Regions from separate parts of the Mus musculus genome. Here region 2 is linked to region 1. The links are chromatin loops, found by intact Hi-C in ENCODE. Cell type or tissue: left cerebral cortex. All regions are shown on one strand.

The links. Hi-C counts contacts between places; a loop is a spot of excess contacts. Peaks named below come from ENCODE experiments on the same cell type or tissue, not always from the same donor. Only the 100,000 strongest peaks of a DNase experiment are listed, where the experiment ranks them.
Region 2: a loop joins it to region 1, with 2.5 times the contacts of the local background. A loop is called at or near these places in 5 of 42 quality-filtered maps.

Annotation. Positions count from the first base shown.
Region 1 is chr1:137,221,673-137,229,672 of GRCm38, forward strand. No RefSeq gene overlaps it. Among named protein-coding and RNA genes, the nearest start is that of Gm25609, 10 kb to the left of the region's middle. In left cerebral cortex, CTCF peaks have their summits at 4,034 (motif pointing left) and 4,982 (motif pointing right); DNase peaks (open chromatin) are centred at 121 and 4,026; H3K4me3 peaks cover 255 bases.
Region 2 is chr1:136,778,154-136,786,153 of GRCm38, forward strand. No RefSeq gene overlaps it. Among named protein-coding and RNA genes, the nearest start is that of Platr22, 86 kb to the left of the region's middle. In left cerebral cortex, no CTCF peak of the experiment used is centred here; DNase peaks (open chromatin) are centred at 3,548 and 3,710; H3K4me3 peaks cover 802 bases.

The sequences.
Region 1 (8,000 bases):
AGAGGAAAGCTTTTGTGCCTGGGAAAAGGGCAATGGGGACCCGGGGTGCCTGGGAGGATGGAGGCGAGGGAGGGCTGGCCTCTAGAGGAAGGGGCGTTTCAATAGCAGCACAGGTGCAACTGTTTGGAGTGAGTGATGGCTTTACAAATGACCCTGGCACAGAGCAGAGGAAACCCAAGGAGAAGATGAATTGAATTACAGCTCCAGCGTGGATACATTTGATTTTTGCCGCGGCGTCTAATGGATTGTGGGGCTGGCTGACCAGCTGGGGGAAGGTCAGAAGACCGAGGAAATGGGAGGGGCTAGTGATGAGCAGTTTTCTGGACCAACCGACCCGGGATAAGCTTTAGGTTGTGGGTTTTGGGACGGAGTGTTTGGAGTAGGAACGACCTCTGGTCGTAATCTCCTTTATCTGTGAACACTAATTGTGTTTCACGCTAAGACACTGCCAATCTCTGAGTTCACTTGAACACAAGGGAAGGCAAGATGGGCTAAGGGGTAACATATTCACCTTATTTTCTAAGACACATTCACATTGCTAAAGAGAATTAATAGTTTTTCACTTCAACTGAAAACATGATTTGTTTTTAGAAAAATTGACATCATATACTTTTTCTATGGCACTCCCCACTGCTGTGATATTTTCCTTATGCATATTTTATCATGCATACAAAATTTTCTAATATTGTCAATATGACTTCATATTTCCTTAGAATGTTAATCAAATCAATTGAGGAGTGTGATCACCTCACTACTCAGATACTTAATTAATTTCTTAAAAACATGAATTTATCTTTAGATAATTAAAAGTTTTAGTCATCCAGTTGCTCGGTTTTTATTTAGTTACTTTCTCATTTCCCCTCTTTTAATTCTGTCCGTGTAAAGTCTGCGCCCTTGTCTGCCTCTGCGTTTTGAATTACGTATTGTAATATTTTTCCCAATGTCCTTTCAGATAACCAGGAAGGAAGCAACCCCATATATCTCCAGATCTAGACAACATGGTTTTGATTCAGAAAATGCATAGTACGTCTCAAAAGTAGACAAGGCACTGCAGATTATAGAAATTACAGTGAGAAGAAATATGAGTAGTTTCTAAATTATCCTGAATTTCTGAGTGAGTGAGACAGACTTGTATTCCCATCCAGGCTGGCTGACTTCTTGTGGCCAGAGGACCCAGTGTGGCACCTGTCCAGAGTCACCGATTCCTTATCTGTAAAACAGAAACCATCCAGATGGGTTGTAGGGTTGCAGTGAGAACTGACTGAAATGTCTGCTCAATGCGGGGCTTCTTCTTGGCTGTTCTAGGCTTCCCACCCGTCCTGTTTTAACACTATGTTGACCAAAACTGTGGTACCCCAGAGGACCACTCTGCGAGGGTCTGTAGTCTGGAGTTCAGTCTAGCTGGGAATCCGAGTTGTGTTACTTTACTCAGCTCATTTGCCTGAGTCCACGTGCCTCCAGGGATCACACTGGTGTAGACGGGCTCTTCCCATCCATGCTGACCTCCATCTGGGCCACCGGTAACGTAGTGTGCTATCATCTGATTGGCCAGACCCACCGGAAGCCTGCTGCTCGGCACTCTAAGGTCTCAGTGTTTCACTGTGACTTCCACGAGGACGTGGACTACCACAGAGAGACCTGTATCTGCTGTCTACTGTGAGCTGATAAGAAAACACTTGAGAGCCACTTTAAAGGCACCAAGTACTTAACAAACGCTCATTAAGTCTGTGCCTTCCCTGGATACTACAATTACCTTGTGTGGTGGGTTTTTTTTTTTTTTTTTTTCTTCTTCCTTTTTCATTACGTCTTACCACAGGCCTTTGAAATAAAGAGCTAATTGCTTGGCTTAATAAACTTCTCCCTCTGACAGTCTATTAACTATTTTGCCCTTTATAAATATCACCTTTGAGGTCTTCCTGATTTTTCTCCTTAAGGTTTTCCCTGCGGAGCCCAGCACCAACTGTCCAGAGGTAGGAGAGTCTGGCTTTTCTTTCAGTACTCTGTTGTTTATTTATTTTTATTTTTCAATTAGCAACACACTTTGCCAAGGCCTTTGAGAGACTAAAACCACAGCTAACGTTAAGAACAGTGGCTTTGAGTATATTCTGTGAGCAATATATTCCTCAGGGTGTCAGAACCCCTGAGCTCTGTGGAAGGATTCTCCAGCACCTTCTATCCATGCACAGGGCTCTCTTTCTGGAACTCCATCTCTGTTGTTTGCATGGGATTCTTCCTCACGTTGGAATAGGTTGCCTGGAGAATCTACACTTTTGCTCTGCCCAGCTCTATCTCTCACTCCACAGCAGTAATCATGCTGTCTGCAGCAATGTGCTCTCTGATGACACGGTCTTCTCACTCACTTCCCATTAGAACCTTACAGGCTTTCATCCATCCCTATTTCCTACAAGACTTTCTGTTCTTTGAGACCAAGCTTCATCTGCCTGCATCAGGGGCTCATTTCAGCACCGAGTGGGCTGGCAGTCATGTGCCCAGCAGAGGGATTTACTTTGCTAGTGATATGGGGATGTGGGTAGAAGCTGAGCCTTGTCAGATGGAGGGCAACCTTTCGTGGATGCCTCTTAGAACATCAAGTTCATTTCTTCTTCCTCCCAACATGAGTGACAGGCAGATAGTTTGCTTCTCTGATGCCCAGTGGTGGCATCCAGTGTTGGGGACTTCATCAGCACAGTAGAATGACCTCACCAAAGGGGAGATGTGGTTCTCATCACACGAAGACACACTGTAAATATGAGCACTCTCTTGTCTGTGAGTTCATCTGCCTCAGAATTTAGGCAGGAGGACTAATTCATTCTCCAAGCGCTCGCTCTCGCTCTCTCTCTCTCTCTCTCTCTCTCTCTCTCTCTCATCTTGTGCAATGGGAGTCTAGGGAGGGAGAGTGTTGAGTTTGAGCTGGGGGCTGAAGAATGAGAGCAGAGACAGCACAAAGAGGAGAGACATCCTTGCCTTTCATGGGGCATCAGAATTGTGGACATTCATGTGGAGAAACAGGACAGGGTTGTTGGTGAGCAATGCAAAGTAGACACTGACATTCTTCAAGAGCCAGCATGTTCCAGTTAGTCAGCAAAAAGATTTTTTTCATTATTTGAAGGAATATTATATTACATTATGAAATCACAAAACTAAAGGAGGTAGAAGAAAAATTTGAGAACATTTAAATGTGGTTTCTTTGTTTTACTAAGACTTTCCCCAAAGCGTTCGTGGGCCTTATTCCTATTTTGCCTCCTACATTACTTTGGTAATTGTGTAGAATTACAGTGAGAATGGTCATGTGGCAAGGAGTTCATATACAGGCCATGGTGGCAGCTAACACATTGAACAAGACTGTCAATCCACCTAAGGACTTGGGTGAACAGACAGAGCTAATCTACCTGACAAACGTGTGGATAGCATTTTCTCCCTTCTCATAAGCAACACGCACCTCACATGACACTTTCAGTGGGAATCCTTAAGAACATCCTTATAAATTGCACACACACTTTTCTTCCCTGAGAAAAGAACATTAGGCGTTTGTAGAGCAGAATTCGTTCATGATTTTGGGTGATAACAACCCAGATGCTTTGTTGATTCTTAATTTTCCCAAAACTCATTCATTCTTCATCGAATCAGCACTTGTTTTTTGTGTGCGCTCTTTGAAATATTCCACATCTATAAGACATATGCTGCTCTCCAGTTCTGTATTCCCAGGTTTAGCCGTTCGAACCTTGCTCTCTGAAGCAGTAACATATTCTTTCTCACGAACTGACTGCAGTCACCTCAAATTCCCCCAGCACAGTTTTCCTTAACTAACCATGACACTTGGGGAAAGCCAGTGTTTTCTTAATGGCTTTAGCCCTTTTTTAGAGCAGGACAGGGTTTCCAGTCACCAGGCCAGACAACACTGAAGTTCCAGGCTTCTTTGTGGTACACACTGCGTTCACCCAGGGTCTGGAGAACTTCCTATGCTTCTGATTGTGTCATTGGGATTAAGGATGTAAATTGATGCTAACTGCGTGACTGACATCTAGTGGATAAAAGCCAGTGGTGCTGTTTAGACCAGTTTCTCTCCCATCTAATCCCTTTCTGCCCAATAGGCTTTCTTAGATGCAGCAATCTTTACCTATATATAGGAAAATTGAAGTACAGAGTCATACCACTAGAAGGAAAAATGGGGGCGGGATGTCGGACTCTTCTATAAATGAAGACTATTTCCTTTGTAGAGACTTGTAAGAGTGTACCGTATCTTGGAGTTGGAACAAAACCCCTGTGATTGTAGATTTACCTTGTTTATTGGAGAGCATACAGCACAATGGCCAAAGAGAATTTCAACGTTATTATTTTTTTATTGTGTTTTTAAAAATTTGTTCACTTTGCATTATCTTTATAAACACACTGTAAAAAAATTGGAGCTTTGATTCTGATATTACTACTATATATGAATATTATAATCCCTTGTTAATATTGTTCTGTTCTTAGACTCAAATACCAATAAACATTAGAATAAATTTTAAATTATTTGTGTCCTTTGCCTGCTGTAAAACTTTATCTGTTATTATTAAAGGTATAAAAAAGAGTTGATTTTGCCAGGAAGACTTTTAAAAACAGATTTATTTATTTTATTTAACTAGGGATACATCATAAGATTCTGTTTCAAAACAGGACTTATTTTTCAAAATTGTGTGTGTGTGTGTGTGTGTGTGTGTGTGTGTGTGTGTGTGTATAGTTGTCCACAGAGACCAGAAAAATTTAGGCATAAAATATTTTAGAAATACACGCTTATATAGGTATTAGAATGTGGATGTCTTTAGAAATGTAAAATCTGATTTTCAAAATATGGATGATTGAACAATGTGGCATAGTGGTTTATTTTTATATATCCATTTTTCAAAGTTAACTTTAATGAAGATTTATAGTTTGTTTTTATTTTATATGTGTGGTATGACTGTTTTGACACCATGTATGTGCACTATGCATGCAGTACCTGTGGAGGCCAGAAGAGGGCACTGGGTCCACTAGAACTAGAGTTAGAGACAGTCGTGAGCCACCATGTGGGTGCTGAGAATCAAACCTGTGTTCCCTGAAAGAGAAGCCAATGCTCTTAACTACTGAGCCATTTCTCCTGGCTCTGTCAAAGTTAACTTTTTAAAAGAGAGATTCGTTGATTTTTATTTTGTATGTATGTGTGTTGAGTCTGCTTGTATGTAAATACACCCGGAGACTGCCTGGTTCTGAGGAGGTCAGGAGAGGGCGCTAGAACCCTGGTTGTGAGTTAACCACGTGGTGCTGGGAGTAAACCTGTGTCCTTTGCAAGAGCAGTAAGTGCTCACGACCTCTGCAGCTCATCAGTTAAGTTTCAGTTGCTAGAGAAGACCTTGGCATTCAAGTTGTAGATTTTGTTTGTTTGGTTAAATGTGTGTTTTCTGAGAGAAGTTTTCTTCAGAAGAAAATTACTTCTCTTCGTATTCCATTTCCTCTTTGAAAAGCTAAGAAAGGTTGAGCAAAACCCAAAGCCCCACCTCACCGAGCATCTGGTGGCAGCCTGCAGCAACAGCTGTGTAAGGAAGGGAGGAAAGCCACGTCGATGTGTGTTCACTCTTCCAACTGTCACTTATACATGACCCTCACTCCTGTGCCTTAAGTCCCCTATGTCCCCTGGGAATGGCTAGAGGCAGCTTGGCCATGACTGACCTTTGATTATCAGGTCACAGTCAAAAGAATTTACATTTCTCACTGGTGTGGAGAGGAGAGGCTCTTAGTTTGCTGTGTGAGCACTGTTAATGAGAACAGTTTCCTTGGCAATGAAGTAACAAAGCCAATTATTATGTGACATGTAAATTATGCCTGGCTCTTCTTTTTTTTTTAAAAAAAATTTGAGTTATAATTTGCATGTAGTTGAAAGGCAGCACTGCATTTAATGAGTGATCTGCACATCACAACCTATGTCATGTATAAACAGTACTTCCGTCTCCTAACTATTTTTGTCTGACCTAGAGTTTGATAGGGACAGAATCCCACAGTATGCACTCCTCATATGCAGTTCCTCTGTGGAGTTTTCAAAGTGCGTTCATGTTGTTGTCATGTGACTTGTGTCATGCACGTCACCTTTTTGTTACTGGGTGACTTTTCATTATTGGGTGATATTGGACATGCCCAGTTTTCCTTCCTCAGCAAGTGTGCTGTCCTTGAAATACCAAGGTTACCAACACAGGTTCTCCTTCATTCAATACTACAAACATGTCAGATAGTTTCAGAATGTTACAATCACATCAACATACTAGATCTACTTTGTATCAGCATCTCTATCCCAACTTTGGGACTCTACGCTATTCAGAAGTTTCTTGGAGTTAGTTTTGTTTAACAGTGATTATAGAAGTCTTTGAAACGCAGTTCAGTTGCATCGAATTGTTTGTTTGAATTTTGACTTACTTTTCCCCCCTTTCAGCACTTTAAAAAAAGCATATAATCAATAGGCACATATACACAAACATATTTTAATATTGTATGCACAATTGCATTTGCACTTTATGACCCAATTAAAAAACATTTTTCTTATTAAGTGAATTAGTTTCTCATTTGATATTGCAACTGCTGTATTTGGTCTCCTGTTTGGTTGTGATGCAATTACCATTTATATTATTTTATGTTTAGTGTTTGTGTTTTATTACATCTTTCTACTAGCTGAATTTTTCCCAGGAACTTAGAATTTGGTCCTCTTGTGCCAATTAATGTTGGATCCACTTTTTATTATTATGCACTCTGCCATCTTTAAATATTATTTTCTGACTCACATTGAACCATTTAAGTCAGAAAGCTAAGAGTTTTTTTTTTTAACCTATGTTCTACATCTATGAAAACAAGTCCCATCCACATACTACATACACAGTGTTCAGAGGCTCATCATTATAGACTTACTTCTGCAGAGATAAATATCCCAGCTGTGGCCATCTCTCCTTCTGTCACAGATACCCCAGGCACGTTTGGTTTGACAACAGTATTCTTTAGGATATCACCCAGGAGAGAAGCATGTTCAAGCTTTTAGGAATTCCACTCTTTTTGAGCCGTACTGACACCACTGATATTTGACCTACATTTGGGTGGATATGAACTCTTCAGCTCGGGATTTCCGGAGATTTTGAGAACTTTTTAGTTTCTTTGTGGCTTCTGGAAATGCTCTTGCTTTTGGAGTCAGCAAATAGATTTTCTTTTTGTCTCAGGACCTGAGGGTTTTTAACTTCATCTGTAAACTTTGAATGTTTTCACTGATGTCTGCCCTGGACTCCAGGTTTCTGAGCCTTTCCCCAGCTCTCCACTGCATCTTCCATATGTAAAGCCAGTTTCTTTTATTTCTATAATGTCTTCTTTGGTTGTAGTTTTTAACATTAATCTTTTCCTCTATTTCATGGTTTCCTTTCTTTCTCCTCCCCCTTTCATCCCTTTCTCTCCCTTAGGAGCTCCAGTAATTTACAACTTTGATCTTTCCTTGTCTTCATTTCAACCAGTTTTTCTTTGAATGGTTTTACAACTTCATTTATTTACATATTAAATAAAAATGGCTTTATTATTTTTTATTTTTAATATTGCAATAAAATGACATCATTTTCCCCTTCCTTTACCTCCTTCCAAACTTGCACATATGTCTTTCCTTACTTTCTTCCAACTCCATGGCCTTTTTCACTAATTGTTATTACATATGTATATGTATTCTTAAAGCTTTAAGTCAGGTTTTTGGCTTGAGAGATAGCAAAGGGTCAGAGAGGTCTATGGATTAGAGAGGGAAAAAGTAGGAAGCAAACGATGAAGTGATTATTATGGTAGCCAAGAAGGAGGGATTGGTATACCCCGTCCAGTCCATCTGATAAGCCTTTGGCAATGCCATGAGGCATGCACTACTGAGCCATTAGCGGAGACATAGGAACCCAGGTCGACAGGTGTTTTTGGTTGGGTTAGGAGTAAGGCCAATGTGTCTTTAAATCTCTATCATTTCTGACAGTTTGATCTTGGGC
Region 2 (8,000 bases), 440 kb before region 1:
CAAAATAGCAAATATTTAAACACATATTTATACAGGAAATTGAGGAGTCAAATAAGGCATTTCCCAATGTTATGCAGATGAGGTCATGAATATTAATATGATTCAATTTAACACTTAAAACAAATCCTCTTTAGTAGGGTTTTTAAAAAAACCTCTTAGTAATATATCTTCAATGTGATTAAGAAATGTTTTTTACTAGTTATTTTTGGAACCTGCATAAAATATGATTATTTAGTAATATGCTCTCTTGGAGATTTGCGCTCTCTTGATTTATAATTGCACTTTTTCTTGGGACTCTTCGAAGATGCCTGCACTTGAAAAACTAGAAATACTCAGTAGTAATTTGTAAACCCAGAGGCAAATAACATTCAAGCGTTTGCGAAAGTAGTAATCTTTACACTGATAGTATTATGAAATATTATTGAATTAGCAGTTCATTAACACAGGCATCAAAGTGGGCCTTTTCATTTTTGTATCAAGTGTGGAATTTAAATAAGTGAAATTAGCTGTTTGAGTCCTCTGTGATCTGCCGTCGATGGGTAGCAGGGCAGCTTCTCTTCTGCAGATTCGCAGGCCCTGAAAGGACTATAAAAGGTCATCTAATCCAGTCCCCTGCTGCCAAAGTAGCTGTTTAAACATGCACTATTTTTCATTAGTCTGGAATTTTAAAAAGGATTAATGAATTTATAAATGTATTATTTACAATGTTCCAAGCATGTATCTAACCGAAGCTAACTGCTAGACTTTGAAATGGTAAGTTTGCGCGTGCGCATTAGGAGCTGAACTTCTTGGAAGGACGACTGATGGTGTACAAATGTTTTCCCGTTTGGATTCTTTCATCTGATCAATAACTGAGTTTTAGGTCCGAGGAACAATGTCTTATCATTTTTTTAAAAAATAAATCTCTGGCTGAGTTTACTCAGCAGATATTGTTATATTAATAGGCGTAATGATTTGAAGCCATGCTGTCATTTCATAGGATCTATATTATAGTGAGCTTTTAGAAGGAAAAATAAACCGTTCTTTGCATTTTGTAGATGAAAACAGAGCATTCACATGTTTTCGTTTTGAAATTACCTATAGCTTTTAAGTCCTATAAGTAGTAGTTACACTTACCAACCACTTAAGCAAAGTATTACACATTTATTAGCATACCCATTCCTTTGAAGGGTGCTGGAAATAATCCCAGAAACTATTTCTGCTCTCTATTCTGCAAAACTGTGGTCTATAAGAAGGATGGTCGGTTGGTGATTCTGCAGTCTGATTTGTGCTCATCACTGCCCTGTGTCACCTGGAGCAGGGGAGGAAGCGTGGAGAACCTGTGTTCAGCTCCATGCTCTGATGGCTAGCACTATCATTAGGTATTCATTCCACCGGAGCAATGGAGCACGGGCTGGCCATGGCCATGGCCACAGGCAGTGTGGGTCACTCCAGGTTGATGGCTGGGCTCTAACTGGGGATGTTCTACATGAGTAAGCACAGTGTGACAGGAACAAGTCCATCCTTGGAAGTCACTGACGCTGGACCTTTGACTGAAGCTGGGTCAGGGAGGATCTTAGGTTCAAGGGAATGAGCCATACACCCAGTCACTTGAATGGAGGAGCGCCGAGCTTGACGAATAGAAGATGCTGTGGCTGTCCTTGGGCACACCACTCCACACACATGGTCTGCTCAAACACATCATATGGCATATATTATTATTTTGGATACAACTTTGTTTGATAGTGGTAAACATGAGTGGGAGAGTACAATTATCTAAGAACTCACTATAGTTATTCCTTAGGACAATATACTTTAAAATGTGTTTGATTTCTGAAAAGGGGAGAAAGATAGGCTATGTTCAATGAGATGATGAATAATATAGAAGCACACGTACCATCATCTATCATAGAAGATACAAGAACGAAAGATGATGGATTAAACAATAGAAGCCAGTTGCCAGGGTGCTGGTTCCTTGGGTAAAGGTGACAGTGCCAAACCTGATAAGCTGAGTTTAATCGCTGGGACCCACATGCGTGGATGGAAGAAGAGAACGGACTCCTGAGAGCTATCTTTGGACCTCTGCAGGGACGTACAGAGTGGCACGTGCATGCCCTGCCCCCCAAAACAAACAAATGTAAAATGGCTTTCAACATCAATGACTATTTAGTCCAGGTTTCTGCACCGTCCTTTGAAATCTAAGTTCTGATGACAAGGAGCCACATTAAAAATCAAACAAATGAACAAACAAACAAACAACCCCCCCAAACTTAACTATTGTTTCTTTGGTTAGAAACGTACAGTGAACTTTTTGGGACAATTGTATTTGATGTTTGTTAAAATCCAGAATTACTCTTGTGCAGTTCTCTGGAATCCTTTAAGAGGTCTTTTATTCACTCAGTGAACACTTACTCTATTTCTGTAAAGAGCCAACCACTGTTCTGAGTACTTTCGTGATTATCTTGATAATTGTTCCTTCAGTTATGTGATGAGACACATGCTGACTTTATTCCTCGGGTATAATAAAGAATATATTTCCAATGATTTTCTTTGTGTCGTCTTTTGAACTATTGAATCGGGTTTCTTTGTTTAATTCTGCAGTAAAAGATGAAGTGAGGCACATGCCAGAAGCTTGCTCTTATGTTAACTAAGCCACACATCGTACTTAGACCTTTTGGTAGAATTTGTTCAATAGGGCATATAGATTTCTCCTCCAAAGTAAATTATCTATTAAATACCATTTTGTTTTTACAGTGGTAGGAATTGAATTCAGGACTTCATGCATACTTGGTGAGTGCTCTGCCACCTGGATTTACCCTCAATCACATTATTGTATTTTTAAAAATGCCAGTGTAAGGTTTTTTGTTTTATTAGTTTTTATTTATTTAGAAACAGGGTTTCTCTCTGTAGCCCTGGCTGTCCTGGGACTCTCTCTCTCTCTCTGTAGACCAGGCTGGCCTCGAACTTATGGTACAATTCTATTTGCTAGTATGTCAGCCTCATATGGTCAGAATTTCAGTTGGGGCTGTATCGGACTATTTATTTTGTGTGTACATTGATTCCTCAGAAGAAATCCAAGGTGACTTTAGTTCCATCTCCCAGATCTGCATCTTTCACCCCTCACTCAGCCTCTCCCGTAGGCCTTTCTTTACCTGTTTAATGTGCCCAAGACAAGAAAAGCGAAGGAACAGTGGAGGTGCTGGCGTCCAGTGTCATAGAGATTTCACTTACAGAATTTCTGCCTCTCATTTTTGCTGTCCTGGATTTGGCAGGACTCCAGCTTCCGAAGGCCCCGTAGGCCTTTGCTCAGGGCACCAATCGGAGATCAAGTTGTTACACATTCATTATCTGGTTTCTATATCTTCTATAGCAAAGTGAAGTTCTGTCTACTCAACCGTTTTTTAAGACAGCATAACAAAACACCAGGGCTGCGTTTTCATCTCCAGCACTCCGTGTTCCCGCCCTGGCTGCCTTCCAGAGGGAAGACTCACCCAGAGTCACCCAGGCAGCAGTGACACTCGTGGGTGGCAAGAGTCTAGAAGCACATTGTTAAGCAGGCCACAGATGTTCCAGAACCAGCTGCCGAGAGAGAGCCCAGGGCTGATTGCTGAGCCCTTTCACTCAGCTCAGGGTACCAACCCTGCTTGGGTAATCTTTGTACATAGTACCATTCATCTAGTTGGCACTCCCCCTTTGTAGTGGCGTTTCTCACTCGAGTAAGTCCGAGGCAAGCCACGTCGGGATGAGCCGCAAGGCCACTTTGCATGAAAAAGCAAACGCGCATGTGCACAGTGCCCGAGCCTCGCTCGTGCAGGGGCTGTGCAGGTGAGGACACGCACTCCGGAATAATCTTTCCTTTTCTGAGAGCCAGCTGCCTATGCTTACTGAGGCTTTCTGTGGTGCTGTTTTAACGGCTTGTTTGTCAGTCATTCTGCATGTTAAACAAGCAAAGCCTGGAATCTCCTAGGGTCCCAGGAGTTCTTTATTCATTCCTCCATATTGAAAGTGATTCCTGTCAGCCCATGCTCTCCAGGCTGCCTGGAAGAACTTTGGCATAGTTTTCCTAACCTTTCAAACAGTCAAAGCAAAACTCTCCTTTGATAATATTAATAATAATAATGAAAAAAGGCCAGAGGACTTTGGCACGCAGCCATTAAGGATGCAGGCGACTCGGCGATCTGACAGACTATTCCACAAAACACTGAAAAGTTCCCTTTAAGGTCCCCAGAGTGGGCCGGGGCACTTTGCTTGTACTTAACATATATCAACTGTCACCCGGCAGCGGCACTGAGTGTTGACTGAACACAATGGGACATCCAGATGGTCTAAACAAAGGGGGCAAATGTTCGCTGCTATTAAAAGCTGTTTACACCAACTTCCAGGATTTCATGTAGTGAAGTTTATATTGTGTCACAGCTGAGGTGCGCGGCTCTCTCAGCAGCCAAGACCAACCCTTTATAAACTCCTGTTGCACTGGGCTAGGGCATTCAGTGCTAGAGGAAAATGAAGGAGCATAAGTTAGCCAAGTGAAGGATGGCGACTTTGCCCCCATTCTGCCTCCGAATCATCGATTATAATTCTGTGCACCACACCCAGTCATAAAGAAAGCAGACCCTCTCCTCTGATGGGGGTGTGTCATGGATGGATGAACGGATGGAAGGATAGGACTGCTATCTCCTTCTGCAGACAGAGCCTCTGAGTCTTGGTGGCTCCTCACTGGGGGTGTTTGCGTGGTAATGGCTTTGTTTTCTTCCTCGGAGGCACCGTGATATCAGGTCCTGTCTATTCAGGATTAATCTACATAAGTGAGAGCCCCACGCTTTGCTGTTTTCTTCCTTTGACCTCATTATGGCACATCCTTATTCATTCCAGACACACAGACCCTATTGTTAAAGGCTTGTTTTTAGCCACTGATAACAAGACTAATATGAAGGGTCTCCACATTACTGATAACTAAAGAAGAATCTAGAAAATGATCCTTGTATTCAGTTCTTAATCACTAGACTTTCTCCTATGATAATACACTTGAGCTAATAAGATACTAATAGCACAGTACTCATTCATTTGTCCTAAAATTTAAGGCCTAGTAAAAGCAGAAAAAAAACTCTCACAAATGCAAGCTTAATAATTATTTTCTATGTAAGCAGATTTATCGAGACACCATTTTATGTCACCTTTGGCTTATTTTTTTATGTGTGTAAAAGTAATTTTTTTTTTTTGGCCAGGTGTTGGTGGTGGCACACTCTTTTAATCCTAGTACTTGAGGGGTAGACACAGGTGGGTTTCTGTGAGTTCAAGGTCAGCCTGGTCTACAGAACAAGTTACAGAACAGCCAGAGTTACACAGAGAAACTTTATCTTGGGAGGAAACAAAATAAACAAAACAAAAACAGAAACAAAAGCAAACCAAGAAATTCATTATTTGTTGTGTCATTTAAATAACCATAAATTAAGTTTTTAATGAAGCTTTTAAAAAAGGAGTGTTTATGTACTGAGTAGACTCAAACATTTACGGAAACATGATCTGTTGATCTGGTTTTCTGCAGAAATAGCCTTTGCTTTGAGGTAAGATCATGATAATACTGAGCAATGTCATGTGGCATGATGCAAAGCTGAATCTCACTGCTATGTCCTGTCCCCAGTGAAGGATTGTCATGGATGCTTTGTGAGCACCGTCAAATTGGACTGCTCTCTACTATACTGGGGCATTTTCTGGTGTCACAGTTGTGATAAATGGGGCCATTTTGATCAACTTGCTCAGAGCAGGCTCTGAGCTCCTATTGTTTGCAGGGATGTTGCTCTTCCTTGTGTTAGCCTATGAGGGTTCAAGTTTTGGCTCTTATGTTTAAGTTTAAAGAAAAATACAGTGTCCTAGAAAGGTGTATGGGGTTCCTGTGTACAAAGATGCTCATATACAAGACCTGTGACAGCCTTCCTTGGGACAAATACCCTTGTTAGAGTTTGAAACTCTGCCCTGACAACAGTTCTTTAAGGTAGCATGGGGGCAGTGAAACTATCACTCAGACCTGACTCTGTTATTCCCACTATTGTGTTTGGTACTTTTCATAGGTGTCTCAGGGGGCTTCGGATTTTGAGGACAGGGATGGCACAGATGTGAAAGTAAAATGTAACAAACATGAGCACTTCTGCCTTTGCCAAGGGCAAACCCTGTGCCTGCTTCAGAGAAGCCATTCCAGGCCTGTCTGTCAGTCCCAGCGCAAGCTGCTGGGTTTCCTGTTTATGCCTGCGTGGAGCCCCACATCCTGCGAGCTTGCCTTCAGCGGCAGGTTTTTCCGCACACCCTGGAGAGCTCTTCCTTAAACTGGCTCTCTATTTATCATCTTAGTGAGCCATTGGAATTTTGTTAATTCCTGTTTTACTTAGCGCATGCAGAATGCTATCAATGCCCGAGGGAAGATAACGTTAACTTACATATGCTGCTTAGAGTGTAATTAAACAACTTTTGTAAAACAAACCTGGTCAACCAGACAGGTGGATGGCAGCTTTCTTGCCATCCAGGGTTTGGGTATATAAACTCATACTAACACCACTTCTAACTTGGCTACCTATTTGCTTGCATTTTTGTTCAGAATTTAGGAATCCCCTTAGTTTTGGCCAAGTATGGAGTTAGTGACGTTTGCTTGGCACCCTCTCCCGTCACTTTATATCATGATACCTTGTAGTCATGTGGGGCTTTTCAGCATTTCTTTGTCCCTTAGAACACTTTAAGAACTTGTTCATCATTGAATGTAAATAACATATTGCTATGCCATTACTCTTTCTAAGGACTGTTTTTTTGTTTGTTTGTTTGTTTATTGTTTTATCGAGACAGGGTTTCTCTGTATAGCCCTGACTGTCCTGGAACTCACTTCATAGACCAGGCTGGTTTCGAACTCAGAAATCCGCCTGCCTCTGCCTCCCAAGTGCTGAGATTAAAGGCGTGCGCCACCACGCCCGGCTCTAAGGACTGTTTGTATACCAAGGTAACAGCCAAGCTAAGAAAATAAAGTCCTGGAGCTGGAAGTTTTGCTTTTCTGGGTGGAAGAAGTCTCTGGGAACCTATGTAATCAACTCAGTTATCAAGAGGGTTCCTCAAAGCTGCATCCGAGCTGTCTCTTCTAGGTTAGGCTCTGTAGTGAGAATCTGTTTCTATTTTGTCCCAACAGAAGGATGTCTTGTTTACCACTTCTGATTATGCTCCCCCCCCCCAAAACCCAATTAATCCTTTCAATTTGAAGTATGTAAGATCATTTTTGTAGATCCCGTGTTTCTTTTAGGTCCTATGGATGTTTTCAAAAGCACTTCTTAACGAAAAGAATATGACGTACCATCCTAGTCTCTCACTTTCTCTCTCCTGTGAACTGGTCACAGGTGTCCTAGGCACCAAGTGTCACTCAAGTATTTGGATCACAAAAGTACAGATTATTTAAAAAAAAAAATTCTTTCAGGCTAATTTGGAAAAAAAAAAAAAGAAGTGGCTAGCCTAATTGAGAATGATTGTGTCTTGATAATTTTGATTCTATATTTTTGATTTCATAATTTCAAATGTTTATTTGTAACTCGAATTGTCATTATCACACGAAGGGAAATGTTTCTGCTTCCTAGTGAGGGATAGAGACTCAGTACATTGCATTCTGATTTATAAAAGAGCACAAGATTAAAGTTGGGAAGATTGTATTAATCTGACACTAGGTCTCCCTGTAACACACTTGATATATGGTGTGATTGCAGTAAACATGTAATAAAAACTCAAGGAGGTTTACTACATCCAATATAAATGGGGGGAAACAAAACAAAACAAACCCCAAAGACTTAGAGGCTCTGGACCTGTGCCGTGCAAAGCCTGCTTATTTGATTAGGATTGAGGTACCTTTGTTAATTAGAGCCCCACCCCCTTTTGCCATTGCTTTCCCAGGAAGAAATGTATTTATTAGTCAGGCTCTTAGGATCTGTAAAGCATGTTTTGGTTCTAGCACTGTATCCCAGGCTGTTTCTTCTTCAGTCATGCACCTACACAGAGCT